Regions from separate parts of the Mus musculus genome. Here region 1 is linked to region 2. A link is a loop called in an ENCODE intact Hi-C map of the cell type or tissue named here. Cell type or tissue: left cerebral cortex. All regions are shown on one strand. Links, peaks and the distances in the headings refer to the core of each region. The heading gives the core; the rest is flanking DNA.

Region 1 (16,440 bases), core at 5,140-9,139, 190 kb after region 2:
CCATGCTCCGTCCAACCTTTGGCTGCCAGCATCTGCCTCTGTATTTGTCAGGCTCTTGTATCCTGTATCTGCTCAGAAGTGAATTTTTCCTTTCTCTATATAAACTCACTCTGGACAATGTCTAAGGTCATAGCTTTCAGCTCCTAAGTCTGATCTATGGCCCTGATCAATCAGTCTTGGGGTATGCTTTCAATAAACTAGCCCTGTTCAACTGAAAAAAAAATGGGATGGGTTGTCTCTGCAATAATATTCTAAACTAAGAGTTTAGAAAGCAGTTGATGGCCTAGACGGTCATCAATGGGAGGAGAGGCCCTTGGTCCTGTGAAGGTTCTGTGCCCCAGTATAGGGGAATGCCAGGAATGGGAGTGGGTGGATTGGGGAGCAGGAGGGGTAAGAGGGTATAGGGGATTTTCAGAGGGGATCCTAGGAAAGGGGATAACCTTTAAAATGGGGAGGTGATAAAACCAAAGAATAGATCTTTGATCTTCAGCACTCCATTAGAAAACATAGTCTAAATTTAATATAAGATAATGTAATATAAAATGTATATCATAAATTTCATGCTGACATATATTAAACTAAGTTCACTTATATTTCCCAGTGATTCTAGTCCCATCTAGAATTTAGATCTACTTGACTCCTACATCTGTGCTTGTATGTGTATGTAAACTATATGCCACCTTTTATTATTTGCTCAAATTTTTAAAACTAGAATAGAGTTTATTTAGGGCATGGGGAGGGAAGTTAAGAGGGTAGTAGAGGCAGAGAAAGACAGAGAGAGGGAGAGAGCAGAGAAGTAGAGGCCGGCCATGGCCATGAGCACATGGAGAGAGGGGGAAGGGAAGGGAATGGGGAAGGAGAGAGCAAGAGCAAGAGAGAAGGTAGAGATCAAGAGATTAATTATTCAATTTTGTAAAAATACTTCAGGAATTTATAATTTCCCTATCAATCTTTTATTTTGGAAAACAATAAATAATTGAAAGAGAAATGAAAGTTCATTCCACCTGCTCTTCATTTCCTCCCTAACAGGCTTGTGATGTAAATCCCTGGTACAGGGCTTCCATGGCATGAAAGAGGACCTGCACTCAACTAATTCTAACACACACAAGGAAACAACAGAAAGGAAAATCTATTGCATACCACCATGCAAAGCAGAGCTGATAGTTTTGGAATACCCATTTTAACATTTATTGTATTGTGTTATACAAAGCCATCTTTGAATGACTGTCTAAATATTTGTATCAAGTGTCAGAGAAATAGAATTAATCAAGAATCCATGATTTATTCTGAATGAGATGCTTGGGAGTGAAGCATTTCTTTATTAAGATTCTTAGGCTTCTTGGAAGTGTTCAGAATTCGTTTTTTTATCCTGTCAACTTTTTGTTCTTCCCTTCTTAAACATGATAAGAATGTTGAGGGATTTTCTAACTTCATTTAGTACCACGAAGCTCAACAGTGTTAATTAAGGCAAAGCATGATTTCTTAACAATGAGAAGAGAGTATTCTTTCCAACAAGGAAATCATCTTACCCCGTTAAATCCCCAATTTTGATGTTGTTTATGCTGTACTTTCTATGCTATACAGTGGTAAATTCCACAGAGAAGACTTTGTGAAGCTAAAGCCAGATATTGATATAGGCATGTTATAACTTTTAAAATATGGGACTATATCCTGAATAAAGATTAAGTAAGGCATTAATTCATACTAGTCCACCTTAAGGGCAAATTACTCCTGGAAGGTTACAGTACTATTTTTATAGGATATAAAATATACCAGCATAATGAATGAAAAATATTCATAAAGTGTTTAGAAGTCACTTCAATGACATTCCTCAAACTCCAGAAGAGAGGATATATCTATCAATAAAATGACACCAAAATCATATTTTAAAAGAATTTAATATTAACACTTGCTTTTGAAAGATGACATTATAGGGTTTTAATATCTATAATCAGAAAGTCTTCTGCTCTTAACTTGCAAGGCAATAAGTTTAAGAATTAATTTTGCCTGCTATAAAGCTAGCTTGCCTTTAATCTTCATATTTAATAGGTCTCTCTTTACTGAATGTTGTAGGCAGGTAATTGAGGAAATAGTCCACGTTCCATTTCAGACAACATGAAATGACATTGAAATGTCTCCAGATATTTCTAGGAAACTCACACTAAGTACTCTGCTGCATTTGATATCAGACAAGAGCTGAAATCTTTGTGCATAGTACAGCATTTGCTAAGCTACTCTATAAACATACACCGATCTTTCTTACAATTCACATGTTACTAAGCTAAACATATATAAAATAAAATCTAATTTATAAATATATGAATAAAAGTACAATAGAAGATGTCCCAGACATCCTGTATTATTTTATCCAACTTCAATACATTGATATGGTTTTAAAAGCAAATATAAAACGAATGAAACAAAACAAACAAAATAAAAGCCACTCCTAGTTTGCTTCAAAGACACTTTGATTGTAGTTTTCTACCCCTAGCTGTGTCAATGGCAATGTTGAAAATTTTGCTCAGTAAACTTTGTAAAGTGCACAAAAATATCCACAAAGCATCAGAAATAAGAAAGTGACTCTATCCAAAATAGATCCTTCCAGGAATCTTTGAGACCCTTTACATTTAGCAGTGGCCGTGGTTACATTAAGTGGTGACTCAGGGAGGCTTTCCAAATCTGAGGCACTTTCAATGCTTAGGCCGAGCTGGCAACTTCTTTCTCTTATATTCTTCCTCTCTGCCAGAAAAGCCTTCTTCAATCAAAACAAACTTTCAGTTTAGGGGAGTTATAGTTTTTCATAACATTTAAGTTCAGTAAATAGTATAGCTTTTTTTCACTCCTCCTTTCCCCCTTTGAAAGTGGGATTCCAGTCAGTTCAGAATCCATTGTGCTGCTCGCTCTTTCTCCCAAGGTTAGTTAACTATCCATGGTTCTGAATTTTGCTATATATGTGCCCAGAGGCAAGGGGAAGCATTTTTATACATACCAAGTAGATGAACAATGTTGGGAAGATGCTCTAATGGACCGTTTCTTTGCTCCCCTTCTCTAGCCTGCAGCATTTTATCTATTCTGCATCTGTTACAGTTCATCTAAAAAGACTCCCGAAACTATTGTTTTTATTTTTAACAATCTTTTCTGTTTTTTCATTTAATTTCTTATTTTAAACAGTTGAAATTAGGTTGCTAGGGTATTTCCACTTTCAGAACTTTGTTTTTTAGTACAAAACAGACACGTTTCACAAAATAAATGTCTTTATCCTTGCAACCTTTCAGCTGTGCTGTGCTTCTCAACTTGGAGTGTGTGTGTGTGTGTGTGTGTGTGTGTGTGTGTGTGTGTGTGTGTCTGTGTGTCTGTGTGTGTGTCTGTGTGTGTCTGTGTGTGTGTGTGTCTGTGTGTGTGTGTCTGTCTGTCTGTCTGTGTGTGTGTGTTTGTGTGTCTGTGTGTGTGTGTGTCTGTGTGTGTGTAGTGTTTGATTGTTTGTTTTGGATTCTCTGTTTTTTGAAGCAGTACCTCTTTGTGTCCTGTAACTTACCACACTGGTCTTGAGTTCACAGGTATCCACCTACCTCTGCCTCTGGAGTGTTGGGGTTAAAGGAAGGAACCTCCCAGCTAGGGTGTTATTTCCAATAGGAGAGGCATGGTCGAGGCAGTGGGAAAGGAAGAACAGATGTTCACATAACAAATACACAACTGTGAATGACTCTCTGCTAGGAGGACCACAGCATGATGTTCCATGACATCTAGGCGCACAGTCGGGGTCCAGCTTTAGGCCTCTGATTTGGGCCGCTTGCTCTGTCCCAGCAGAAAAGTCACATTTGCCTTACTTTAAAGTGGCCTCTTTGGCTCATGTTCATAGTAGTGCTAATGGGCTTGAAGAGGCTGCCATATCTGTCCTTTAATCAAAAGGAATAATTACTGAGATTGAGCGATATGGGAAGAAGGCCAGAAAATTTGAGCCTGTCTTCCAACAAACTCCCACCTTTTCCACAGCCGAAACCATTTCTTTCTTTCGATGCTGTGAACACACTTATGCGTGGAGCATCGTTTACTTTCTCTTCATCCACATGTATTAGAAAAGTATTTTTGCAAATGAGCTGCTAGGAAGTAGCTGATGTCTGGGCCAGATTGGTCCCTTTTGTCCTATGGGGTCTGTGATCTTACTAACAAAGGACTCTCTCCTTTTGTCTCTTCTCCCACCCTCAGTACCAGTAGATGAGTATGCATTACATACAGGATGAAACTATCATATCCTTAAACAAATGTCCTTTTCAAAAGTATAATATAAAGCAGACCTAGAAAGTTTGCTGCCGTAATGATTTCATGTTTTGCTGATCTTGGTGTTTTCCTCTGAAAGGCTTTTTAGTGGTCCCTAGTGAAACGTTGAGATCAGCATTTAAATGCCGGTCTATCTTTTTTAACATACTTTCAGTCCTCAGAAGTCACTACATCTCTGAAGCTTTGAGAATGTATAAAAATGTCTCAGTTGTTAAAGATACCTCCCATTCCCCCCTCCCCTGCAATGTTACATTAATTGGACCTTGCAACCTTCTTGTCCTTGGTGGTTTGGAGGAATCAGACTACTAACATTTGTTCAAGACCATTTCTTATGTGAAGCAGATGTCCCCAGATAGTTAGGGACCAATTATAGGAATTCTCATATTCTTTTGGATTTTTTTCATAGCTGATGTACTTGCAGTGATTCCTCTCCTAGGTAACAGAACCATGCACATGTTCAGGGAGATGTAGGAAAGAAAAACGGAAGCGAAAAGAGTAATTATGTTGTTCCTTGTTGTCTACAGTAACCAGCATTTGCTTAGAATGCCCATGCATGTTTTAATTTAAATGAAAAGATTAAGCAAAAGAAGTCAACATTCTCTTTAAAATCACCACATTTCTGAATCAATCAACATATTCATTTAAATAGAAAACAGCTTTCTATTCACTTCAGTTCCTTTTCCTTTCTTTGCCCTCTGCTGTCCTTCTCTACCGTCTTTACACACATCATAAAGACATTTTTATTTACCACTCCCTACCAGAGGAAAATCTTATCAAGGCCTGAGGATTTTATGTTCCTGATCATTCACATCTACCTGTTAAACTACAAAACATATACAGTTGTCCTGAGATGAATATGCTAAGGTAGAGAGGAGACTTTTATCATTAAAGGATTGATTATAAACCGGGCATAATAACAATATGGCTTTATTCTACTCCAGACAGAGTAGGAAGATTATTGAGCCCATCACAACAAAACCTGGTCAAAGAGGGAATACAGGACATACATACACACACATACACACATGTATGCACACATGCACACATGCATACCTCCACATACACACAGGCACACATGTGAGCACAGACATTACTATTGAGTCCAGTGCTATAAAATCATTGTATGACCTCATCGGTCATTTTGAAGCATGTACTGAAACAGATTTTGAATAGTTTCACCTGTAAGAGAATTGGAAGTTGACAAAAATCAGAATGTTTGCTTCCTTCCCTCCATTTGTGCTCTGACCTCAAAGTTGCTGCTCTACTATAGTCTGCAGCAAAAAGAGCCAATAGTTCTGTAGAACAAAGGGTGAGAGACAGTTCTCCAAGAACTTGTCAGTTTTGAAAACCTTGTAGCAAATATGAAAGAGCAAGTCAAATGTAGCAACAGCATGGAGTCCTGTTGCTGACTGCCTCAGCTGGAATTCCTTTTGTCTCTGTTATGTCATACTGGGCATACTGTGTCAAGCATATGCAAGTCTCATATTTCTTTATTTGTGAAATGTTATCACAATAATACGTATATTAGATATGTGAGGAAGAGTTAATATGTTATATTAAGTTTAGCATATGATGTCTCGCACACTGCTAACAAATATTCATTATTGAATTAAATTTATCTTGTGTTGTAGAAAAGAAGATAAGGAACCGTAGTACAGAAATGGTATTGTTAAAGCAGAAAATAAGCTATGAATACTAATTTCAAAATAATTTTATTTTGTATTCTTCTAAATACTTGTAAGACAGTGCAACTTTTGTGGAACAGAAGTTGCAACAGCAATTTCTCTATCTATTCAGAATAATGATATAAAAAGTCTCCCTAGGCCACTCTCTGCTACATATGCAGCTAGAGACTGGAGCTCGGGGATGGGGGGGGGTACTGGTTAGTTCATATTGCTGTTCCTCCTATAGAGTTGCAGACCCCTTTAGCTCCTTGGGTACTTTCTCTCCCTCCTTCATTAGGGGCCCTGTATTCCATCCAATAGATGACTGTGAGCATCCACTTCTGTATTTGCCAGGCACTGGCATAGCCTCACAAGAGATAGCTATATCAGGGTCCTGTCAGCAAGATCTTTCTGGCATATGCAATAGTGTCTGGGTTTGGTGGTTGTATATAAGATGGAGCCCCGGGTGATATTCTTAAACAAAATGCATTTAAGACTGCTAAGAATATCAAGAATGAGAACCATTATGTAAATATAGAGACAGATTAGCAGCTAAGGCATATTAATAAAGTGATCCCACACTTATTCTTAATTTGCTAATAAACTACTTATAAACAGAGTAACTAGTACTTATCCTTTATAAGAACAGGCATTTAGTGGTCTTCCCTTACCTAACAAAGCAATACACTACACATTTGCTTACAGGCAGAGTTAGTAAGTAATTAAGCTCTTTCTCTTTTATGCTGTAATGAGATCAATATTAATTTATTTTAATTTTGTATCTTCTTTGCCCTAGACTATCTCTCTCATCCATATTTTTGTTTGCTTGTTTGTTTCCCTACTATACGGGAAACTAATATATGTATTATCTGAGCATATATCACAGGTGACTTCCTTTTATACTCCTGTTTCCTTCCAAGTTCCTATTTTCATACAAGAACAAGTAACTCAAGTCTAGTCATTTGATCATTTTAATGCTAAAACATGTCTCATTGTATTCAGTGCTGTTGAGCTAACTATGCCTCAGTGAATGAGTTGAGATGCCCTTGAGGGTAGTCCTGGTTACATGTGGTGGTCACAAAGCAAAGACAATAAAACAAAGCCACATGATAATTTGGGGAAACCTGTCACAGGAGTTTGGGGCAGTCTTGTCCGGTATAGATAAGAGCAGTTGAGACAATGGCTGTAAATATAATATATTCTCTTCATGCATTATACGGTCAAAGCATAAATTAGGTAAGTTTCATAGATACTTAGATAATTGGTTTAAATGTCCTTCTTTGATTTAAGTTTTCAGTGCACAGACTTGAGAGAGGGCCACTGGAACACTTACTGTATTCTTCTGCTCAATGTTGTTTTAGTTTCCTGCTGCTAGAATTCAAATTTCTGGAAGAGAGAATCCTACCAGCTCTTCTGTGATATTCCTCATTTCATCTTGGAGACATTCATATGGCATCATATGGCATCCAGTGAGTAACATGACCTGATTTCGTACATTTTCCCCCATGGCTCTTCATGATATTTGGTGAAAGTATGTATGTCTGAAGCTTTGACAGAAAAGAACCAGGTCTGTGGCTTTACCGATTATGGCCATTGTTTTGTTGTTGTTGTTTTGTTTTGTTTTTGTTTGTTTGTTTGTTTTTAACTTGAGGTAAATGATGATAAACGTACCTTTGATAAAGAACCCAGGGGGAACTACTACACTCTAATATCCTGTACTGAAAGAGATGGGAGACTCCATAGGAATCAATCTCATTTCAAAAAGCAACTAACCATTAGATCCACTTCTGTAAGCTGGCAAAACCATGTTCAAAAATAGTGGAAGCAGAGGGAAGAAAAATGAGTATCTTTTGCCTTGATCAACAGGGTGCCTGGGAATAGCCAAAAGTAAACAGTATTTTCATGGTCAGGAACTGTGTGTGTGTAAGTCCATGTACAGTCTCAGGAAATTATACCCAGAGTGGAGCTTCAGGGACATTCCCACGGAATTCTCAACATATTCACTTTAAAAATATTTCTATATTTTGAGATTATAATTACATCAACCCTCCCTCTTTTCAATCCCTTATGTTCTCCCATGTACCTCCCTGCTATTTTTAAAATTCATGGTGTCTTTTTTTAAATTGTCATTGCCTGTGTGTATGAGTGTTCCTAAATATATAAATACAACTTGCTCAATCTGTATAATGTTAAATTGTTTGCATAGTTTTTCCTTGCTTATATTTAAGGCACAAAGCTTAGATGGTCCCAGGTTTGCATATTATTTTTGTTTTTGTCAAATTGTTTTAATTTTAAAAATAAAATAATATTACATTATTTCTCTACTTGCCTACCCTATCTCTTTCCCCATCTCCATCCATTTTCCTCTCTTAACAATATGGGCTATTTTTCTTTGTTACTTTTAAACACACACACACACATGCACACAAATGCATACATATATGAATACAACCTGTTCATTCTGCTTGATGTTATCTACATGTACATGATTTCAGGGCTGAGCACTTGGGACTAGATAACAAACTGAGTGGAGGAGGATCTTCCTTGGGGTCGCTTTATCTCCTGCTCTTGGCAGTCTTTGGTCCTCTGTAGCTCTTTGTTTGGGGACAGGGCCCTGTGACAACTTCCTTTCTGTCTAAGGATGACTATTAGCCTTGTGTTAATCCATTTATTGTGTAGGTAGCCATGTTGTTGAGTGCTCATGTGTGCAACTTCCCTGTCCCTTCTCAGAGACACACTGTCACACAGACTTCCTCCTCCTCTGGCCCTCAAGACATAATTCTTTTGTTGCAGGGATGGAGGTAAGGGTTTGTAAGGAATACTTTTCCATCTCTGAAGATAGATGTCATAACTTACATAAGCAAAGCTGGAGTGTTATTTCACAGATCCCTCCAAATTTTATCTTCTTAGAAAGGCCTTACAAGACCTCTGTGTGTTGTGTTTGTTCTAAGAATTGTCAATTTTACATTAAATAAAAGCACGAGCTGCCTTTGGAGGTAAGAAAATTCCATGCCCCGAGAATAAACCTGTGTGTTTTACTGTTGATAGGAACTGGAACTGTGCCAAGCAGGGAACTAATGAATTACAACTTGGCAGCACTCCTCGGCTGACACAATTTCCTTAAAATTTATGAAATCTCCTCCTTTCAGAAACCCACTCATGCCGAAGGCCTCTTTGTACCTCTCAGAGTAAAAAGGCAAGATACTGTTAGACTTCAGATTTCACCTTATTAGTGAAGTTAAACCTAAGAACAACATATTTTTCCAGACTCAATCTATGAGAATTTCTTAAATTTTGCCACAGTAGCAAATTCATTCAAATCATCATAGCCTTGATAAATTACAGAATATATCTAAATCTTCACTTATATCAATATTGTTCACAAAGGCAGGAATTCAGACTTTGAGAAAATGTCTGCCAACAAAAGATGTCTGCTGATATTCTGGACAGGCAGAGTTATTGGCAGTGCTAAGAGTTGATAAGAAATTTTTTAATATGAATTAACTGCAGCAATTTTAATATCAAATTACTGTTCTAGTAATCTAAACTTATATACAAATGTTACTGAAAAATAATACGATTTCATTTTATGCTAGAGTTACAATTTATGAAATATTTTAATGCTAATATTTTCTAACTTAAGGACAGAGAGAAATAACTTTCAAATCATAAAAATATTAGGTGTTCTATCAGCTTTTAAATTATATTCAAAAATCAAAATTATATAATTCTTTGGTGTATTATAATCAGCTCTTTGATTGCATATATTAATAATAAGTATGAATTGATCTTCAATAAAATAGAATTTTTAAAACCCACAAAATGTCATTCCTTGATTGATTTGAAGAAAAGGTTTATCATTGAAGATACATTTCATTTTAACAAATTTATATATATTGTACATATGTGTGTATGTGTATTTTACCTGTCTGTATGGCTCTATAATGTTGTCCTCGAGTTATAGACAGTTGTGGGCTGCCATATAGGTGCTGGGGATTGAATTTGTGTCCTCTGGAAGAGTAGTCAGAGCCCTTAACTGCTATGACATCTCCTGGTCCCATATAATACTTTAAATTTTACCATTTTAGAAACTGAAGAGATGACTCAATCAATGAAGTGTTTGCTATAAAATTGTGGAGCACTGTGTTTCTCTCACCAGCACCCATAAAAGTTGTGAGAACAACGTGGAAGCTATCCTGTAATCACAGGGCTTGGAGCCTCGGACAGGAGATTGCTAGATACGTTGGCTAATTAGAATCCCAGGACTGGTGAACTTAGTGTTGAGGAGATCCTGCCTCAATATGGAAGTTAAAGAGCAATTAAGGAACCATCTGACATCAGCTTCTGGCCTACACAGCACATATGTGCACATACACCTCCCACACAGAAAGAAAAACCAGCTTTTGGGAATGTGGAGATATTCTCTGAAGATTTTTCTCTGTAAATGAGTATGGAGAGATAAGAGAGCTTTATATTTTTTTAATACGTAGAAATGATGAGTTGATAATTAGAGGCATAAATCATAGAACTCAAGAGAATGTCTTGTTCTTAAAATGCATATACGATGTACCTCATCTGAAGTAACTGAATATCATCAGACACCAAAGAGCAGCAATTAATATATGTCACCTCGACCCGCATCATTTCTGACATGAGGGTTTACAAATACATCTTCCATCTCCTTTCCCCTTGGCCTGAACTATATCTATGGCCTCAGAGGTACTAATGCCTTCCATTGTAAATTATTTTCTAAATACTTTTCTTATTTATTTATTTATTTATTTATTTATTTATTTATTTATTTATTTATTTATTTGGCATTTCTCAAAATACTCTGAACAATTTATTTGCCACATTTTCTTTTTGTTAGGTCACGGGACTATTGCCTAGAGAAATGGTAAGGCTTTAATGTTGTATCTGGTAAAGCATTTTACACATTAGGAATGTTCCAGATTGATTGATAAAAGTCATAGTACAACAAGGTTTGTGAGTGAGTGCGTTCGTGTGTGTGCGTGTGCGTGCGTGCGTGTGTGTAGTATGTACATTAAAATAAGTAAATAAATAAACCTTTGCCTACCCCAAGGTTTCTTCATATATGCTTTTATCTGTAGTTTTTGGAGGTTCACAATTTACAGAAATAATTTATTTGCAGTCTAGTAGGAACTAATGAAAAATTTAGTTCATTCTGAAATAACAGAATTGCCAAAGGAAATCATTTTGTATGAACAACAAAAGAAAGAACAATCTCATCTGGCCCCTGTGACCTCTGAATTAAAACACACACACATACACAGTGAATTTTCACAATCCTCTATGCCTTGCTTAAGGCATATATTATTTTATGCAAGCAATTTAAAGAAAGTGTGTGCACTGAATTGAAAATGTAAAGGTGGAAAGAATAAAACCAAACAGAAATTTAGAGTGTCCAATGTCCTCCTGATATTAAACATGGAAGGGTAAATGTTTAAGATAACTAATCCGTTTCTCAGAATATAACAAATTTAGGTGATATGCTATCTTGGTAAATGATTCTGCATTAATCTCTATAATCATTTATTTTGTAACCCTCCTAACCTTCTTTTCCAGTTCTACTCTGTGCCTTTGGTCAAAGGCATTTCTCCTCTATGTAAATAACTGTCAATTTTGTGTTTTATCGTTCTATACAGGACTAGATGCCTAATAATTGCCCTCCCCCATTTCGTTGCTAGTTCCTTCTGAGAAGCACATAGAACACAGTAGGCAGGCAGGAGGAAGTAACTCCACTTCACTCCTGACTCTTACTGGGTTTTAGAGATTGCTCATCCTTCAGGCTTTTCTAATCTTTTAAAATGTACACCAAGGTGTACTTGGTGGACACTACTTGATAGTTTTTGAATAGAATTTAGACAACTATATAGCCATGGGAAACTTTCCAAAGGAGAAAAGAAGGCGCTGAAAACAAAAATTTGTTCACATTCAAATGAGATCACAACCTTAAGTACTAACTGTTAAACTCATGAGAAAAACATAGTCTTGTGTTTTCTATAGGAGTGGAAGGCACACCCAATCATGGTGTTTTCAGGTAGGTGAGATTGTTCAAGCCACCCCTCTTTATGTCTCAGAGATAGTTTTCTTTCTTCCTTTCATTTGCCAAAGGATTACATACTGCTGACAGAAGCCAGTCCTCAAGGAAATATCCAGAATACTAAAAACTGTACAAAGAAGAGAAAACGTTTGACCAAACAATAAGCAACCAAAAATGATCCCTAATCTCATAGTAATGGGAGTGGTGAATCTGTGCCTACTTGAACTTTTAGCTCATTCTTTTCCCCGACTCTAAGATTTACTTCACTGCATGTGTAAGCTGGACAAGAGTGCTCAGCTTGACCATTATATCATTAGGATGTTGTTAGCCTGTAGAGCACACCCCCTGGGATGTCATTCTATAAAATAATTCCCTTAGAGGACCTGAGATTTTTTTTAAAATAAGTTTGAAGAAATTATCATATTGGGTTTTCACATTTAAAACTAAGTTACATGTTTCGTTGCACTCTTGGAATGTTCCTCAATGGAGTAATACATATTTAAAAAAAAATCCATTGAAGAAAATAATTCAAAATTTCCCTTGTTAGCCTATGATGTAACCATACACCTGTCATCATTCTTTTACTTTACCCAATATTTCTCATACATTTTGTTTAGATTCTTTATCATTCTCAGGACTTATGCAATTTGAACACTGCCTCTCTTAAACTTCAAGTTCATGCTTTAAAGATATACAATAAGGAAATGCTCTAGGAAATTATTTAAATGAAGGAGCATAAATTATATTAATGGCAATATTGATAATGCCCCCTAGCCTTTTTTTTAAATTACAATAATATCATTGTTTCTACCATCAATCAAACTATCTATCTATCTATCTATCTATCTATCTATCTATCTATCTATCTATCAACCTATCTATCTATTGAAAATAGGTTCTTCTTTCATACAATGCATCTCAACTTCAGCTTCAACTCCCTCCACACTGCCTATACTTCTTTACCCCCTTCTCCCACAGATAGTTTCCTCCTGATTTTCATCTTCATAAAAGAAATGGCCAAATGACAAGAGAGGATAGCCAAACAACACACATACTCTAATAATAATAATAATAATAATAATAATAATAATAATAATAATAATAATAAATTAAAAGGAAAATAAGACAAGAAAACACACTTATATTGATGCTGGACGAGGTAACCCAATATCTACATGCTCTAGACCAGCCTTCACTTTAGATAAACTTTTATGCAAAGGTAAATGTATACAGCTCAAAGAATCCCATAAAGAAATGTAAAATTAAATTTAAAACTTATTATAAAGCTGACCTGTTGGAAAGCTATGGCAACACAATGATTTAATGAAGTAGAATCAATATTATTAGTAAGGTTAAATGGCAGCCATAATATTTATGAAAAACTTCTTTGATCATTAAAGGAAGTTTTAGCAGAATGTAGTTTAAAAATCTAACACATAAACAGGCACAGATTTTAGGGAAATTTGAAACTTAAGTTTAAAACCTTAAGGGGTATCATAAGTTCTTCATTGCTTGCATAATTCCCCAGTCTGGGCTCTGGCAGACAAATAAGACAACTCTCCCTGCAACCTGGGGGTTGACATTAATTAAAACCAGAAAATCAAAACGCATCTGTGGTGCTTTTGGATGCCAAATGAGATGGAGTGATTTTAAAAGTAAACTTCTTGCAAAGGTAACTGAATGTCAGAACCTAACATTTTTCCCTAAAAAATGATAATTAAAATACCTTTAGCACATCATATGCAAGCTGTTGACTTTCCAAATTAGGGACCAATAGACCATCTTGTATTTCTGAAGGCTAAGTGATGAGACTATAAATAATAAAGTTAATTTTAGACCCAACAAAAGCAAATCATTTTTCTTTATACCACATACATTAATAACAACAAAAGATCTGCTTAGTTCCATATATATTGAGATTGAAGATAATTTAGTAGCAAGCAGAGGGCAAAACTTTTTGAATAATGACTTTCAAATTTACCTTCTTGTCACAGTTTGCTTTCTGTTACTGGGATGAACACCATGACCAAATGCAATCACTTGAGGAAAAGGTTTGGTTCACCTTAACATAAACTTGACTACTGAGAGATCACAACTCAAGAGCTTACTGGAGGAAATGAGACAGAAATGGCAATGGAATGTGTGGAGGAACATTGTGCAAGGCTTGCTCTTCATAGCATGTACAACTTGCCCAAGTCCACCATTCCAGGCATAGTGCTGTGCATAGTGACCTGGGTTTTCCCATATCAACCATCAAACAAACAAACAAAACAAACAAACAAACAAAATAATGTTCCACAAGCTTGCCTATAGCCAAACCTGATGGAGATATTTCCTCAGTTGAGGTTTCCTCTTCCCAGATGACTCTAGATTCTATAAAGCTGACAAGCCAACTCACTAGCTAACTGACAAACTAATCACCAACTAGCAAATTAATGAGCATGCTGCTCTGGGGACATAATAAAAGTTAAAATAATGCTTTGCTTCCCCAAATTCAGTTAAGTCTCAAGTCTGCAATATAATGGTTCTTGAACGATGGGGCCTTGGAAGAAAGTTGATTATGAGAGTGAAATGCTCGTGAGTAGAAGTGGTGTCCTTAAAAGAATGGGGAAGGGTATCAATCTTCCATAGGCCACCTCCCTCCTTTCCTTCCTCTTTTCCTCCTTCTTTTCTGATTACTTATGTTCCTACGCCTTTTTTGCCGACCTTCTCTGTCAGTGAGCATCTGACTAGAATGCTACTCAGTGCTGACCTTCAGACACAGCACCATCATTAAACACTTTCAGGCTCAGAGTATCATTTTTTTTCTCTTGTTTAAAACAAACCTATGCTATTATCACACAGTCTTTCCAGAAGACTAACAGCTATGAATCATTTTGTAGTAATTTTGGTTTTATGAAATAACTTCATGAATAACTTACCTTCTATGATTATTTTCTAACCCACCCCCAACATCTACTTTTATGATCACTAAATGCCCTAGGTAAAAGATATGCTAGCTATTAGATTTCAATTAGACTGACATAGTTTACCTATAACAATCCCCATGAGGATGTATATCTCTGTTCTCACACATTATTATTAATGCTGGACAAGTGAGCAACTTTGAACATATTTTGAATTAAAACTCGGAAAATGAAGGACATTAGAAAAAAATAAGGATCCAAATGTGAAGAATATCAGCCATGCATGTTACCCTACCCACTATTCTGATTTGTATAACACACAGTCTCCAGCCAAAGAGCTTCCTGTATGTGGGGGCAACCATGGAAACCAATACCTAGGGGCAGTAGTCCTTTATCATAGCAGGGGCTTTATAAGTTATTCTGAGATGAAAAAGTATTGCTAAAGATGTTGTTAGAAATTACATGATATGGAAGTGTCCTGGTACCCTTGTCCCCTCACTGAACTTTCTGAAATTAAGCCATATGCCAGGCAAATTTATAATAACTATGATACCACTGCTCAGACCCTGACTTGGGAGCATCATAGAGTGGAAGAGCACAAGGCAAGCCTGAACAACACAGAGCCATGCTCATACAATATAGATAGATAGATAAATAAATAAATAAATAAATAAATAAATAAATAAATAACTTCATTTAATAGAAAAATAAGCAATAGGGTAAATTATTAAACATCAAATACGTAATAATCGGTCTCAGGAAAACCTATCTGGTCCCCAAAGCAGAAGTAAAACTTAAAATTTTCATTTTTTTGTAGACATTTTCATTAAAATTTAAGGCAAGAGGAGAACAGAGAAATAGAGTTCAAATATAGCATTGGTTGAATATAAGACTTCTCTGGGCTTTTATGAGACTGTGTATCAAAAATGGGAAAAAAAAGAAAGAGAAAGAAAGAAATTTTCTTAGAAAACATATTCATTTAATGATTGAATCTAAAGATGCAAAAGTCAATAAGAGAAAATTAAAACTGGGATTGCAAAAAACATAGCAATTAGTATAATGAAAACCAAAAAAATATAATATAGAAGATCGTAAACAACTAATCCAACTTTTTAAATAACAGGTTTTCCCACAAATTACTTTTCTTTCTGTTTTTATTGCTTTTTATGGTTTACTTAGTCACTCTGATACTCATGGATCCTTTGTTGCTGTAAAAATTACAACAACCACCACCACAACAAAACCATATAACAATGTGTTTCTTCTTCCCTCAGAGTTCTACAGCCCAGAGCCTCCTTGGCTGTGTCCCACCTACTGTGTGGGAAAATTTGACTCCTTGAGTGCCTTGAGTTTGTCAAAGTAGCTAAGCATCACCCATGAGGAAATGTAGCAAAAATATACCCTAGGCATTGTTCAGCTTCCCTTTCTGAAGTTGAGAATTGCTTTTATACTGAAGTTTTGATTAAAAATCCAATCTTACATAGTTATCCAAATGGCATGACTCAAAATTCCATCAGGCTTCAACATG
Region 2 (16,440 bases), core at 7,168-11,167:
CAATATTATAATGTGTACAAGTTTATATATATATATATATATATATATATATATATATATATATATATATGTGTGTGTGTGTGTGTGTGTGTGTGTGTGTGTGTGTGTGTGTGTGTGTGTGTGTGTAAATACTCTGAGTAAAATGAGGTTTGGTGATTCAAATCCAAATTGTTTAAAAATCTATTACATTCAGCAGACAGATATTCCAATGCCACAAAATCTAATTCCTCTGAAAATCATCAGACTTATTTTTCTGTAAATTGACTTTGGTGTCATAAATAGAGTGACTATTTTGCAAGTAAATTGTAATAAAATACATCTGATATCATTTCTTTTAAAATATTTATTTTAAACAAAGACTTTGATCATCACCATTCTATAAAATATTTAAATTAGGAGGTGGAAAAAAATTATTCCCCCAAACATTTTTAAATATAAGAAAATTTACAGTTAAATATACCTCAGCATTGCATATCATTCATTTTGCATATGTAAATCTGAATGCTTTGGGACTACCATAGAAGTAATCTTTGTAGATTGGTTTTACCTACTTTTTTATTTTAGGAATTTTGTAAATTGTATAAAGTTAATTAGCAATCAATCATTGCAGAAAATTTCAAAGGACCCAGGTATTACTATGGAAAAAATAAGTCTCCTGTTAATTAAATTCTGTCCAAGAAATAATGAAGGTCACATTCGTATATTACTTCCTTACATATTACATGGAATTGTAGTTAAGACTACATATAATTTTTCTGTATAAGTATCTCACCACTAGTTTTTGAATAATAACTTCAGCCCAGTGTATAACCAGATACTTAGGAAAGCAAAAAGGGGCAGCACCAATCACAGTTTAATTAACAGTAAGGAATGATGAAAATATAGTTGATAGGAAATAAGGTATTAACTGTCAATCAGATTAGTGATGCACAGAATGTTATATAAAATATCCCCTGACCTTCTTTCTCTCCTACTTTATCTTACTTTATTTCAATTTTTCAGTGGCTAGTGTGTTTTATATGGGAGTTATCCTGTATTAGTTATCAAAATGTAAAAAAATATTGGTCACATCTAAAATGCAGCAAAATATAAAAGTACATACATACCCTTGTTTATAGAAATGTCTATTTTTCTTCTAATAGCTTCTATTGATTTTAATAGTGCTATGAAAATTTTTATTCATGTTTTACTTCAAAAGACTATTTTAAAAAGAAGCAATGCAGAAACAGTATGACTTGCTTTGGAGAATGTGTGCCAGAAGTCTTTTTTCCTTGACATTTAAGGATATGTTATAAAAACAATGATAGAGTTGAGTTCTTGCGTGTCTAGGGTGGGACAGTCTCCAAAGTCTATGGTTTTATTTCAAAGGTTTACATGAAACTATATTACATTAATGTAACTAAAATGCGTGTCTACTATGAATATACTGCAATATGTATCAGATTATTTCTATTTATATAGAATATAATGGACTTAAAAGCTGTTTGTTTGTTTGTTTGTTTGTTTGTTTTTTTCCTGATCCCTGGGTCTTTATTTACCCTTTACCAGCCAGCTACCAACGACCACGCCACATCCAGGCAGCAACACACAAACAGGCAACCAATGAATCCAGCTGTACAAAAATCTGATGTTTGTAGTAAGAGATTTAAACTTAAAAATAAAGGAGAAGGAGATATAGAAGAAGAAAAAGGAGGAGGAGGAGAAAGGAAGAAAAAGAACAAGAAGAATAAGAACAAGAATGAGAACAAGAAGAACAAGAAGAACAAGAAGAAAACAAGAAGATCAAGAAGAAGATGAAGAAGGAAGAACAAGAGAAATAATAATAATAATAATAATAATAATAATAATAATAATAATAATAATAATAAAGAAGGAGGGGGAGGAGAAGAAGAGAACTAAAATAATACCAAGTGACATTAAACTTCATCTTCCAACCAACACAAATGGTTTAACGATTTAAACATCTCATTTCTGTTGTTTACCTGGCACAACTCCAGTATCAAAAGCAAAGAAAGCCTAAACTAAAAGATCAGCATAGAGTAATTTTAATTGCCTAACTTCTTGAAGCAGAAACTTGGAATTGTCTTGAAAAAGTTATAAAAATTAATAGAAAACACAGGAATAAAAACATATAACAAATTATATTCTGTCATTTACAATACAAACAAGGAATCTGCCATCTGTTTTGTATGTATGTTGACAAAAGGAATCTACCCATTAATAATCTGCACAATGTTATTGCCAATATGTACAGGACTTTAAAAGAACCTTGACAAGGAGGATCATACAAAAGAAAAGTTGGTCAGACTTTATTAGAAGAAACAGACAAACTAGAGAGACTCTTGGCTAGTAATATATATACAATTTCTAAAAATCAATTTCCAGTATTTTAAGAATATTCAAGTTCTATTTACGTGGTCACAGTTGATAAAGCTGTTAGTGATAGCTGCGGTAAATTACTCTTCAATTCATGTGTGTGGGAAAGACTGGCATGTTAACACATGTTAATAGAAGATTAAGTCCTCAAGTAAAACTCATTTAAAAAATATTTCTCAATAAACTTTGGTTATACATTGTAAGTATCGCAAGCTAAAATTTTTAAAGGAGGTAATTAATGAATGCATTAGCTATCATTCATTCCATGGAAAGAGAAAAATCTTTGATGATTTAGGTTTGGTGAAGGACTTTATGGAATTTTAATGTGTTAAATGAATACACTAATCAATCAAGCTGCAAGGTACACACTGAAATTCCCAGGGTCACTGATGGTGGTTACCTTCCTGTGTTTGAACTCAGCTTCAAAACTACGTTACAATATCTCAAGTACTATAAACACTGCCAGGAAAAAAATTGTCTAAGTAAACTTCCCTGATATGAACATGTATGCATATATGCTTGCACGTGCATGTACTCACAGAGGAGGGGGGGGGAGAAAGGGAGAGAGGGAGGGAGGGAGGGAGGGAGGGAGGGAGGGAGGGAGGGAGAGGGTTGGAATGAGGGAGGGAGAGAGAAAGAGAAAGATAGAGAAAGTAAATGTATAAAGATAAAATTTGTCTATTATGCCAACCAGATATTCAAATTATGGCTAGTAGGTCGCCAAATAGATACTTTAAAATCATATCTTAGTTTTGAAGTATCTTATTTACTTTCCAAAATATTAAGTGTTATCTATTTTGTTTGTTTGTTTGTTTGTTTGTTTTCTAATCTCTGAATCTCATTAAAGCTATAAAAATCCAACGGGAATATAATTAAAGTGCAAAAGGCTCACCCTTTAAATAATCATAGAGACAGCCACTGCAAATAATCAAAATTAATAAACTGACTTTAATACTAAAATCATCACTATTCTTCTTATCCTCACACCTTATATTGTTTTGCAAAAGTGCAAAGATGATTAGACAACATATTCATTCTTTTTGGTGAATTTATTTGAGGGATAAATGTAACGAAATTGGACACCATAAAATAAAACCTAAATATTATTTTTAAATATATTCCAAAACTCAATTTATTTGGAAAAGTGCAATAAACTAGTGCATTCACTTTGATAATCTAAATGAAAGAATAAGTCTGGGGAGATGGCCCAGTTAGTAAAGTGCTTCCTAACAAATATGAAACCTGAGTTCAATTTCCAGAATGCAATGGGCAGTTGTAATATACATTTGTAAAACCAGCATAGGGAAGGCAGAAAAAAAATGGGTCAATCTAGCCAAATCTGTTTCCCAAATCTGTTTCCCAAATCAACGACTGCCAGTGGGAAATACTTTCTCAGAAACTAAGGTGAATGGAGGCATCAGACATCAACCTTTCGAATCTCTATACACTGCACACACACCAACCCATGGGTATATGCACACACAATGCATAAATAAAAACATAGATGGATAAATAAATAAACAAAAGGATCTTGTTTTGTTATGGACCATTGAACAGTAATAATTTTGAGTAAATTAAACTACACTTTTATGAAACTACAAATAACATATTAGATACTTCCTTGGAGAAGATATCTGTTATGTTATTTGCTCAGATACATATTAAAATCTAACCTTGTTCATACTAGAACTGCTAGTAAAATGTATATTTCAGGTTTAGTTCACATAACAATATAATATCTACTGTGTTGGTAATCTGAGTTTTCTAGCTGTATGAAGTGAACAAACACTTTAAACGCTCAGTCTTCTATGTATCAGTTGTCTATCTAACAGACACACACACACACACACACACACACACACACACACACACAATTTAGCACATATACCTAGAAAACTAGTGAAAACCTGGGTTTATAAGTCAAAGCAATATGCTATCCAGCCAATATCCTTTTGCCTTTTGTCTTTTCTAGTGGTATTCTCTAGAATACAACCGGAATTGAGAACACTATCTGAAGCACATCAAGATTTGCTTCATATGGAATGTTATCTCAGTGTTATACATGTTGGTTCATCTGAGAACAGCTACATACATCAAAGACAGACAAAACAAATTGTAGTAATGAACAAAAACAGCAAGGAAAATAATTAAAGAAATAACTTTTGAGGACAGCACTGAAATGTCCCCTAATGAACCACTTGCAAGTGGTTAGAAGCTTGACTGGCTGTGTCCTTGTATGCTACTATCAGATACTCTATTTTAGAAACTTTACTTATACTGCAGCAGTACACAATGTGTACATGAGAGTGCTTCTTACAATTTGGAGTAGATTTGCTTTATGAATAAACATAAACAAGTTAAGAGAAAATTTCTAGGAATATTAAAAATACCCTTTGGAAATGTAAAATATGTTTCTCTTCTATCTTGAATTTTTACGCAAAAAAATTATGGTCAGGTTCACAATGATAGAAAAGATGCCATTGCAAAAAACAAAAGAAAAACAAAAACAAAAACAGAAACAAAAACAAAACAAAACAAAAAAAACCAAAGGCAAAAACAAAAACACCCTCTTTTACTTATCTGGCATGAGCCCCTACAAATAAATACTCTGTTGAGGTAAAAATGATTGTTTTGGATTAATTAACTTAATATGTTTTTAATAAGAGATCTGGGATACAAGAAAGTTCAATGGCATTATCGAGGTACATGTCTGTTCATTTCTCACTAACTCAAAATCAAAACTTAGCAAGCTTTTCTCCTTTACCAGACATAACACATTTGTACTGGCTAATTTTGTGTCAACTTGCCACAGCTGGAGTTATCACAGAGAAAGGAGCTTCAGTTGAGGAAATGCGCTGTTGGGCATTTTCTCAATTAGTGATCAAGGGGGAAAGGCCCCTTGTGGGTGATGCCATCTCTGGGCTGGTAGTCTTGGTTCTATAAGAGAGAAGGCTGAGCAAGCCAGGGGAAGCAAGCCAGTAAGGAACATCCCTCCATGGCCTCTGCATCAGCTCCTGCTTCCTGACCTGCTTGAGTTCCAGTCCTGACTTCCTTGGTGATGAACAGCAGTATGGAAGTGTAAGCTGAATAAACCCTTTCCTCCCTAACTGCTTCTTGGTCATGATGTTTGTGCAGGAATAGAAACCCTGACTAAGGCAACATTAAATACACTAAGCAAATTTCTGTACATTGTGGGGAACACAGTGCAAGTTTAATGATTCTCTTTTAGAATTGAGAGAAAATTAAGTAATTAAAAGTTTCGAAACATTATATCGTGACCTGTGACTCAGAAGAGCAGCAATGCCCACTACAGGATGCCAGGCAGCGCTTAAAATGAAAAAAACCCTTTATGCCCATTATCAAACATATTTAATTCTAAAATCTACTTCAGTCCATATGCTGAGACTGGAAAGCTCTATCATTTAAAGCCTTCTTTAACCATCCCACCAGTTTTGGCCTTTATTGAACTATTACAGGAGCTTATTCTTTTAAAATGCACGCTCAGAATAATCCTGTGATGTCAAAAGCAAGCCCACAATGGCCATCTCGACATCTGGTCTCGCTTCCTTGCACCAAGCGCTGCCCTTCCCCCAGGCTTTTCCCTTGATTTATCCAATTTTCTCTTCTCCTCACTCACATTTCTGTGCCATTTTTTTTTCTAACCACTCCATATGCTTAGGAAGTCTTCCAGATTACACGTTTCAAGCGACTGCAGCCTCCTCCATACACCCCAAAAAGCAGCCTGCTCAAGCATGGCAACCACGACCTTTTACAGCTTTTTTCCCCTCTCCGAGTTCGATTAAAATCTCTTATTTATTTTCTTTTGCAAGGATATTACACCTGATACAATAAATTTATTATTAGTTGATTTCAGAAAGTTTCATCATTTATTTACCATACTGGCAAAAGTGAATATTTTATAAAGACTCATTATGATTTTTAAGATAGTAATGATGGCAAAATTATTATCCTAAGATGATGCTTTTGGCTATTTTAAATGTTGATTACAGTGGCTGTATTAATCATCTATGAAAAGAGATCAGTTTTTGTTCAAAATAAATTTTAGATATTTCTATCCTGAAATCTTCAAAGCAATCTTATATAACTGAAAAATTATAAGCAAAGCCAGAAATTAAAGGGAAAGTCAGACATTTCACTTTAAAAAAATGAATTAAGTTTTCAAAATCCCTTAAAAAGTCTTATCATTGAGAATTCATAACACAAATGAGAAAGAGCAGTATAATATGCTGCAATTGAAGAAATGCGTTTGTATAATAGTTTTTATTTCTTGGTATCTGTGCTAGGGATTTTATAAAAGGATGGACCGCTTTCTTATTTCATGTTGCCTACACAAGCATGTAGGCAAGCTGTGTGAGTTTCTGAGCTTGAACTTTCTCATTTTTCACATTAGTTGTAATGATTACCACACCTATCCCACATACTATTTGTTTGAAGTGTAAAATATGTATATGTAAACACACATACTTACATATATTTAGTTTTTCTTGTTTATTTTGACATATATTTTTGTTTTATTTTGGTTTTGGTTGGTTGGTTGGTTGTTTTGTTGATTGGTTGGTTGGTTGGTTGGTTTGGGGCTTTTGGTTCTTCGGAAAGTTTTTTAGTCACAGGTCACATTCTATAGCCGAGATTAGCTTCATAGTCATGGCAATCTCTCTGTCTCAGTCTCTCCACTGCTAAGATTACAAGGCTAATCCAATATATGCACTTATAAAATATTTTTGATAACAAGTACAAGTACTGGTCTATGAAAATGCTAGTGATGTTGAAGAAAATGAGTACATGAAAACAATTTCAAAACTAAAGATTCAAGCCAAATCAAAGAGGACATATCAGTTGTTCTGTAGGATACTAACAACAGTGGCTACCTGAAATATGTATGTGTATGTGTATATATATATATGTGTGTGTGTGTGTGTGTGTGTTTGTGTGTGTATGTGTGTGCATATATATGCATAAATGCATATATGTATGAATACATATTCATGTATAAATGCATATATTCATATATATACATGAGGACAGTTGAAAATGTGCATTGTCTTGGAACATAGAAACTTTGTTCAGACACACTAAAATATATTCATTAGGAAAAGTTGAAGACAGTATAATCACAGACAGGTTGAGATTTGTAATAACTGTAAAATTCATGTTTCCTTCTTATAGTTTTTGTTCATTTTTGGTCTTTGTTAATTTTTGAAACAACCCCTCTTTCTGTATCTTTGATAATCCTGGAACTTTTTACCTACCCCAGGCCGCAAACCCATAAGGATCCCGCTGCTTTAGATCTCTGCATGGGGGAGGGGGTAACTGAAGTGTATCTCCCAATATCTGTCTGATTTCTCTGTCTACAGGGTTAAGATGGTGATTTATTTCAACTTACTTCACAAGGTGATCTATGGACAAAAGCGTCAGGGTCTACTTATAGACTTATGAGTGCATCACAATGTGTGTGCTTGTTCTGTAAGGAATTCCTAAAGTGTTCTGCAGAAAAGAGCTGAAATCATGAGACAAAGCGTGAAGAAAAGATGGAAGTTGGAAAAGTCTACACTGTTGTTAATGACGTGGAAGTTGGACACATGAACAGATTAAATGTGACAGCCTAAAGCCAAATGATAAAATAAAGGTGGCTTTGGAAGTTATGCCCAAGATATATGGATAAATAAACACATCAATTGCCAACTTTAGTATTTAAATCAGATGCATAACGAGAACAGCCCCAAAGCAGAATGACCTACCTAGAAGTTCTCTGACATGACAACAGAGAAAAGAGGCTTATAATCATAAACAATGTGCAGTTTCTAAAAGGGGAGAGATCCCATGTTATATCGGAGGAAACATATCTCACAAAACTGTAAAATGCAGTATTAGATAGCTATTTATTTGAACTGCTACTGGCCAATATTGTGTGACTATAATATTTAAATCAGTAAACTGTTAAATAATATTCAAATGAGATCCTTAGTTTTGGGAGTTAAGTTTAAATGGTTATAATTACTTATGGCTTTATCTCTTGTTCTCATGGTTGGAGACCACTTCCATCATTGAATAGATCTATTTATAGGAGTACTGATTTAATATAAGACAGTTTTTTAATGTAAGACAGTTTTTTAATATTGAGTTAAATGACAAAAAGCTCAGAGAAGCCTAATCTATAATACTAAATGCATCATAAAACAAATAATGTAAACATAAAGAAAATACATTTTCCTAATAAATGGTCTACATGTTAAAAATCAAATCAACTGAAATATGGTGTTATCAAGGACTTCATGTGGTCATTTTCTTTCAATATATTAAACTTTTAACATAATTTTGCATTTTCAGAGGAACTAGCAAAGTTTATTGTATTAGAGACTGATTATATTTTTTAGACTTAAGCCATTAAAGCATCTATGCTTATCATTTTGTGCCACTGATACCTAGCATGCACTCAGTAACTATAGATAAAGGAATCTCCCTTCCAGTTCTAGCAGTAAAGATCACTCAGCATCTGCTTCAACACTTACATTGGCAAGAGATTTGCCACCTCAGAAAGAAAGCACTCCGTTTTTAACAGTTCAGTTTAGAAAGAAGTTACTTCATTACAGAAATTCCAAATTTACCTGCTTATATAACTCACATTAATCTTACATTTTGTTAGATGAATTTTTTTTTTCATGCAGAAGAAAACTTTAAAATACTGACATGCATCTATAACTCTTAAATCCCCCATTTTCCTTATACAGCATCATTTCCAATAATTCATTTGTCTTCACTAATTTTAGAGTGTCTCATAATATGCATCATTCAAAACATGACATTATCTTGCAGCTGTTCTTAGTGCAGAGGACTGTGGGAACTACTCTCAATAGTTTTGTAAAGCACACTTCTCTAAACGATGCCCAAGATTCCATTAGCTCTTCTTGGCATTCCCATCACACGATGACGCACAGTCTACTTAGAATCAACTAAGGGTACCCAACTCTTTAAGATGAGCTTTTGTCAAATCATGACTCCTTTGTCCTTAGCTTGTTTGAGTTGCTTTCCTGTATTTCACTGAGAGACTTTTAGTTTATGTCAGTGTCTAAGGGCACATTGTTTTTATCCAGTTAAATTTTCTGAAACTCTGATTCTGTCAATCATCTAGTACATTAGCCTTCAATTAAACTTTTCGCTTCTTGTGGAAGATTAACCTCACTGCTTTAAAAAAAATAGTTAAATGACAAATATCCATGATGCCTTCATGTTAGCATTGTCAGATTATTACATGCAGGAGCAATACATGCATGGCTGCTTCTAATTGTCTGTAGCAGCACATTTAGCATAGTTCTTTGATGTATAGGATTGAGAAATACCTAAAATATGAATCACTTTATGCTAGCACTGATAGTGATAGATAGAATTCCAATTGGGCACTGTTTACTTCCAAACTTATCTTTTAACAAGACACAATAACTCTCTTCAAGTAAAGCTAAGGTAGCTTAATTTAGCCCTTAAAGCATATTTACCTATCCTAGTGACAGAATATAAAAACTGCTTTCCAAAGCCATGCTGATGATGTCATTTTCTCACTGTACCATTTCAGTACTCTGACACTCATACACTCACATGCTCCCTTCAAATACATAACCTTGTTTAATAGCTGTTGCATATGTAACCCCTTTTATAATTCAGATAACCCCTGAACAGTGAGTGTAAAATGTAGATAATTTCCATATCAGTATATTATATGCCAAGTGTTATATTTAGAAACATGTATTGTAGTGATTGTTTATGTCACTGCAGGCTAGGAGATTACCCAGAACAATCATAGCTGATAAACGAATATTGGCCTCTTAGATTTTGATAGCATGACTGAGAAAGGCCAATATCTTTATCTTGTTCACAACTTTTCTTTCTTAGTCAATGCCATCCATGTGAATGAAATGTCTTCTCTTTTAAATCACTCTTTAATTAAAAAGAAAGGTAAGATTGATGTCGTGTAAATTTCATTCAATATGAATACTTGCACATTGACTTAAAAATTTTAAAATATATTTTTTACTGAAATTTTAGTTTCAATTATATGCAACCAATCAACAAAAGAATGGAAGGAGCTAAATTTATTCTATCAAGTAATAGATGTTCTTCATTATGAATAAACCTGAAATATCCCATGTGAATAATACTTTCTGATACAATTATAAATGAAAATTTACAGAAATGTGGTCTTTTGGAGAAATTATACATCTTAAAATGGTCACATTAGTGATATTTGCCTTGTTTTCAAAGCTTGGGTATGTGTGTGTCCTAGGCAGATTTTATTACTGATATCATTCTCCAAATTGCCCTTTCTGTGATCATAAATACATAAAAGAAATAGAAATCAGAAAAAGCAAATGAGCTTTGGGTATTCTCCTAAAAGAGAGTTGATTATCCCACATCTAGGGAAGTTCTTTCAGGCTGATGCTTCTTTTGATTGATTAGAATTACAAAATTCGAGATTCATAACACTAGAGATAGTGTGATGATTATTGCTCACACATAATTTTCACTGCAGAAGAACCTAAAACATAATTTATTGAAATATGTATCATTGTGTGAGCTTATGTACATTCTGAGAATACTAAGTATATGAGTCTTTACTCTGGTAGCCCTTAAAGGGGAGCGGGGATTAGGGAGTTTAAAAAAAAATAGAGTCCAACTTTGCATGTACAACTAGCATTCTTGCTGTGAGTTCTTATCCTGGGTCACTTGCAGCTTTTGAGATGGACCCTCCCATTTCCAGAGGGCAACTGGAGTGTTCATGGAAGTGAGGATTTTGCTCTTCTCCAGTTACTATCAGACATTTTGATTACAAGGCTATGAAGTTGTCTTTTGAAGTAAAAAAAAAGAAGTGGGGTGGGCAGTAACCGGTAATGATCAATGTCAAAATTCCTATCAACTCAAGTCTAATTGTGTGATCTAAAGATATCACTCTGAATTCACAGACATCATAGATATTGATCAAAGACAGTCAGGCTATTTGGATTCATTTCATGAATCAACGGGGACATCTAATCACAGCAATTTATGCTTTAAATGTATTTGGACAAATTTTGTTTGGTGTGTATTCAGAGTCCTCTGTCTTCCAGACATGCCTTCAATAGTATGGAATGGCCATCTAAGGCACTGTAGCTTGACTCCCTGTTACTTTCTGCTGAGATTGTCAGGATGCTCTTATAGACTACAATAATACATATCACAAAGGATACAGGACTCTGTTATTCCTTTGTGTAATCACCCATGGACTGACGAGACATAACAGAGGTCTTATTATGCAAACAGGAGTTCATAATATGCAAATGTAAAAAAAACCCACAAACCTCAGAATAATGTTTATTGATGTGTCCTTAGAATCCCTTTAAAGAAAATCACATTACTCTGTTCTTAAACACATTAAGTAAGATCAAGGATGAACGCAAAGAAACATTTATGCTTGCTTTCTTGCACTTTTATAAAGGAACCAGTACCTAATCCTATTCTGATTATTTGATTTATTTTCTCTCAAGGCCATTAATTCCTCCTGGCTTCATTATAGTCTTCTGTAAGGTTTATATGGTGTCTCTTTTAATTGCTTAAACTAATCTGTTCAATGACTGCAAATCGAATGCACAGTGGAGCAGGCAGCCCATAAATTCTGCCCTTCAGATGTGTCCTTGAACATGTATCAGTCCTGATGAAGAGCAGAGGCAAAAGAAGAATAATAAAATGAGAGAAAGTGTTTTCAAAGAATACATGTGAGAGATCTTAGAAGCTCAAAAACATTTTTAGTTTAAAGAATATAATTAAACAACCTCTTTTTATATATTTTTTATTATTTTTTTATATACATTTCAAATGCTATCCCGAAAGTTCCCTATGCCCTCCCTCTGCCCTGCTCCCTTACCCACCCACTCCTGCTTCTTAGCCCTGGCATTCCCCTATACTGGGAGGGGACAAAATACCCATAAAAGGAGTTACAGAGACAAAGTTTGGAGCTAAGATTAAACAACCTCTTATCCTTCCACTTTTTCATAAAGAATAATTCAATATATTAGAATTCGTACTTGAAGTAATTGTTCCAAGCAGTGTGCTACACCAAAGGTAAAATTAGGTCATTAGTTATGATTTCAATGAATGTTTACACAAGTTTTGTTTGGTCATATTACATCTTTCTATCTATCTATCTATCTATCTATCTATCTATCTATCTATCTATCTATCTATCATATATATCGGTATCTATCCATTCATCATTTTATTTATTTATTTACTATCTGTGTGTGGCTGAGTGTGCACACATATGCCAGAATGCATATGTAAAGGTTAGACAATTCTTTGTAGGAGTTGGTTTTCTCTGTCCACTCTGTGATTTCAGGGGATTAAAGTCAGTTTCTCATGCTTAGAAGAACATACTTTTATCTAATAAGACATTTCTCCAGTCTTAACTACATCCATTTAATGTAAGCTTACTTCATACCGCCAGAGAAAATTAACTTTTGTTTTTTAATTTAGCTAGGTAATTATCATCTGTTCCTCCACTGCAGCTATAGGTAGTTTCAGTTGAATGCATGGACAGTGAGAATATACATGTATAAGCACAAAGACAAACATACATAGACTCACTCCACATTGAAAGAAATCCAATTACTTTTACAATGTGTTTGCTGAAGCTTTTAGAGGAAGTTATTAAAGGTTACAGAACAGACGACGGTACCCTGTGTTAAGGGAATGATCATATTTTTCTACAAAATATATAAACATAATTATGAACACACAGGAATAGAATCAGGATGAGAGACCATTTCCACAAAATTCAAGGAAAATTCTCTTTCAAAAGCCATTATCAGTATTATGACCTTTGGCCCCTCGTTATCTGAGTCATACCTATTGCTGAAAAGTGAAAGAGAATATAACCTAAGTTATGTAAATCATATTTTTCAGTTATTATTTCTCCAAAAGCAAATCTGTAATACTTTTTTTTTTTCTCTGAAACCACTCGGGGTATCATTTATATTAATTCCTGAAATAACTGATCTGTGCCCTCACTGAAATCTTATGGCAACTTCCAAAAATATCCATCTGAAATCCTGGTTCATCATTGCAATTATTTTTCACAGGGATGTTTTGACACTGTTTTAATCTTTGTTACTCTGATGGAGAAACTTTGAAACTGGTTTTGGCAACCAGACAGTCTCAAGATCAACTTGAGTCATTGCTAATTCTAATTGAAACCCGTGCTCTGTGACTCACTCCTGTACTGGTCCTGCTATCCTTTCTGTTCTAGCAATAAAATAAGAGAGAATAAAGCTAACCTGAATGAGTGATTATTTCCTTTGTCTATACAATGTGTGTGTGTGTGTGTGTGTGTGTGTGTGTGTGTGTGTGTGTGTGTGTGTGTGTGTGTGTTCAGGCACCCAGGCACCCATAACATCATCTAATAATGTAGAACTCAAATATCTTTAGACATTTTCATTGGTTCTTTTATTCTCCCACTTTAGATACCATTCTACTTTGCAATAACATTTGAATACAATCTAGGGGAGCCATACTTTACAAATGTTGCCTGGCTTCCTTTGAACTGAGGACCAGGTTCACTTTATTTTAATATCATTGGTGAATCAGCCCTTTGTGTAACTGCAGATTTTGTTGTCCTTGTGCTTTCTGTGGGGTGCTGCTTTTGCATGTAACTTGCCAGAACTAGTCTCTTTACCCACTTTCATACTTAGAGCTACAAGGCTTTGACCATGTTGTTTTATTCTTTAAGAAATCTCAAGCTTATAATACTGAGTTGTAACCCAGCTAAGCTCATTAACTTCATGTTGGTGGCTTTATGAAGTACAGTGATAGCAAGATGAGACAGGTGTTGAAAATCCTCTGAGTCTATGGAAGATGTGGGAGCAAGATAGACTACAACTTGTCACAAAGGCTTGTTCATGTACTTTGACAATTTTAAAAGATATAACATCATGATATCTATGAAATTTGTACGGATTAATTTTAATTGTATTTTGGGAATTTTCACTTTTGGCTATTGCATCAAAGAAACATTCACAGTAAAATGTAACAATAATAATAAAGGGATGATATAATATCTGATTTGAAATAACTCTTACATATTTATTACTTTGTAGGGGTCTAGGCACATTACTTGTATGTTGGAAAAGCATAATGTATCTGATATAATTACCATAAAACTCTGTCTTAATTTAGTATACAAGCAATTTTCTTAATTGTTGGTTTTATGGTGTTTAACTTAGCACACTCTTCATTTGAAATGGATACATGTCTACATACTAAGGCTTGCTCTAGTTAAAATGGAATAATAGGAATGTTATTTCCTTGAATAGGATAATACAAACGGAAACATGACATCTTCCAATAAAATCAAATTTGTGAATAAAGGAAACAGTGTGACTCTCCCATCTTGTACTTTCCCTCCTTTCTCTTCTTCTGTATAGAGTTTCTTTTACTTTGTGGAACAAATTTCTCTGTATACCTTACAAAGCTGCATCAGTTCTTATGACCTTGACAATGGAAACATTGTTACTCCCTGGAACACCAGAAAGTTAAAGATATGTCTTTTAAACGATAAATGAAATCCTTGAATATTTTCTTTTATTGAAATGTATAATCTAAAATTTCTTTCAGAGAGTATTACCCCGTCTTTAAGAACCGCTCACCTAAGTTCCACATGTAGGGGCACAATCTCGGACACATTCCAGTGCGGAACTTATTAGGTTAAGGTCTCATATGTGAACTTGAAATGAATGAAGCTAAATTCCATCTGAAGAGAAATCTGGTTACACAGGAATTTGAGAATCATAGATATAACTACATGTACATGTAACCCCAAATTCTGAAACTATGGCATGAGGATCAAAATTCAAAGCCATCACAGACTACACTGAAACCAAGGATGGAAATAAAAGGAGAAAAATGAAATTATATCCAAAAGGATATAATTATTGAACCTATTGAGAGTGAAACAGTCGTCTCATTTGATGTGAAGCTTCTGAAAATATTTAATTGTATACAGTATTTCTGCATTAGTAAACCTTTATCAAGGAATTTCTTAGTGCAGTATGTAGGAAAACTATTTGTGCACTAGCTTATGTCCTAAATTCTTCTTAAAGCATATTGTTGACGTAATAAAATACTTGAGGTTCTCCAAGCACTGAGAACAGGAAATAGACACAAAGTGCCACCTCTAATAAGAAGCTGTTTGCAACAGATATCCACTAGAATTGAGTACTATTCAGAGACTAATTGCTGAACACAAAGCATTTTTCCAGTGCGGTGGTGCCTTTCGTTTAGTTTAGTTTAGTTTAGTTTAGTCTTGTTTTATTTATTCATTTTTTGTTTTATTGTTTTGTTTGTTAACTTCATTGGTTGACTAGGAGGAATAGACAGAGAGGGCGCAAGAGAGGGAGAGAGGGAGAGAGAAAAAACATGAAGTTCGGTAGGAAGGAAGATTGGGAGAATCTGGGAAGTTTGGGTGCAGGTAAAAGGGCATGACTAATATATCTTATAAAAAAAACCCAAAATATTTGGGTTTCAGACAGTTGACCTTATCCATAAGTTCTAGAAATGAAAATTTACTATAAAAAGACACACTGCACAGGTTTTATGCCAATTATGATTCTGAGGCTGTTCCTCAGTGAAATTTGATTTTGTAAAGTTTAATTATGAGCAACTGAACATGCAGTGCAATGTGAACTCTTCACCTTCTCTGCAGCAGTGTTATGACATAACTTTGTTTCAATAAGACAGCCTTAACCACATAGTAGTTAAATGACTTTTGATATGACACTAATAAAAGCCTGTCTGGTATTAGAGATGCTTAAGCTCTTTGCCTCCTTTGTTTATTTTGAGGATATTAATCATGGCACTAAGCTAATAAAAGAAAATTGTGGGTTTAAAGTTTCCATTAAGGAGTCCGTATCTTCACTATGAGCTAGCATGATAAATGCTTACCAAGCAACTCTGACTATATTCATGGAGGGTAGAGTCAACAGAAGCAATAAGACAGAGCATATTATAAATCTTCCAAGTACAAAT

Evidence for each region. Peaks named below come from ENCODE experiments on the same cell type or tissue, not always from the same donor. Only the 100,000 strongest peaks of a DNase experiment are listed, where the experiment ranks them.
Region 1: a loop joins it to region 2, with 2.4 times the contacts of the local background. A loop is called at or near these places in 2 of 42 quality-filtered maps.

Annotation. Positions count from the first base shown.
Region 1 is chr14:93,808,771-93,825,210 of GRCm38, forward strand. The region is part of intron 2 of Pcdh9 (protocadherin 9); the gene reads right to left. Among named protein-coding and RNA genes, the nearest start is that of Pcdh9, 74 kb to the right of the region's middle. In left cerebral cortex, for the core only: no CTCF peak of the experiment used is centred there; DNase peaks (open chromatin) are centred at 7,365, 7,902, 8,856 and 8,934; H3K27ac peaks cover 842 bases.
Region 2 is chr14:93,615,428-93,631,867 of GRCm38, forward strand. All of the region lies in intron 2 of Pcdh9 (protocadherin 9), which reads right to left. Among named protein-coding and RNA genes, the nearest start is that of Pcdh9, 270 kb to the right of the region's middle. In left cerebral cortex, for the core only: no CTCF peak of the experiment used is centred there; DNase peaks (open chromatin) are centred at 8,915 and 9,263; H3K27ac peaks cover 2,142 bases.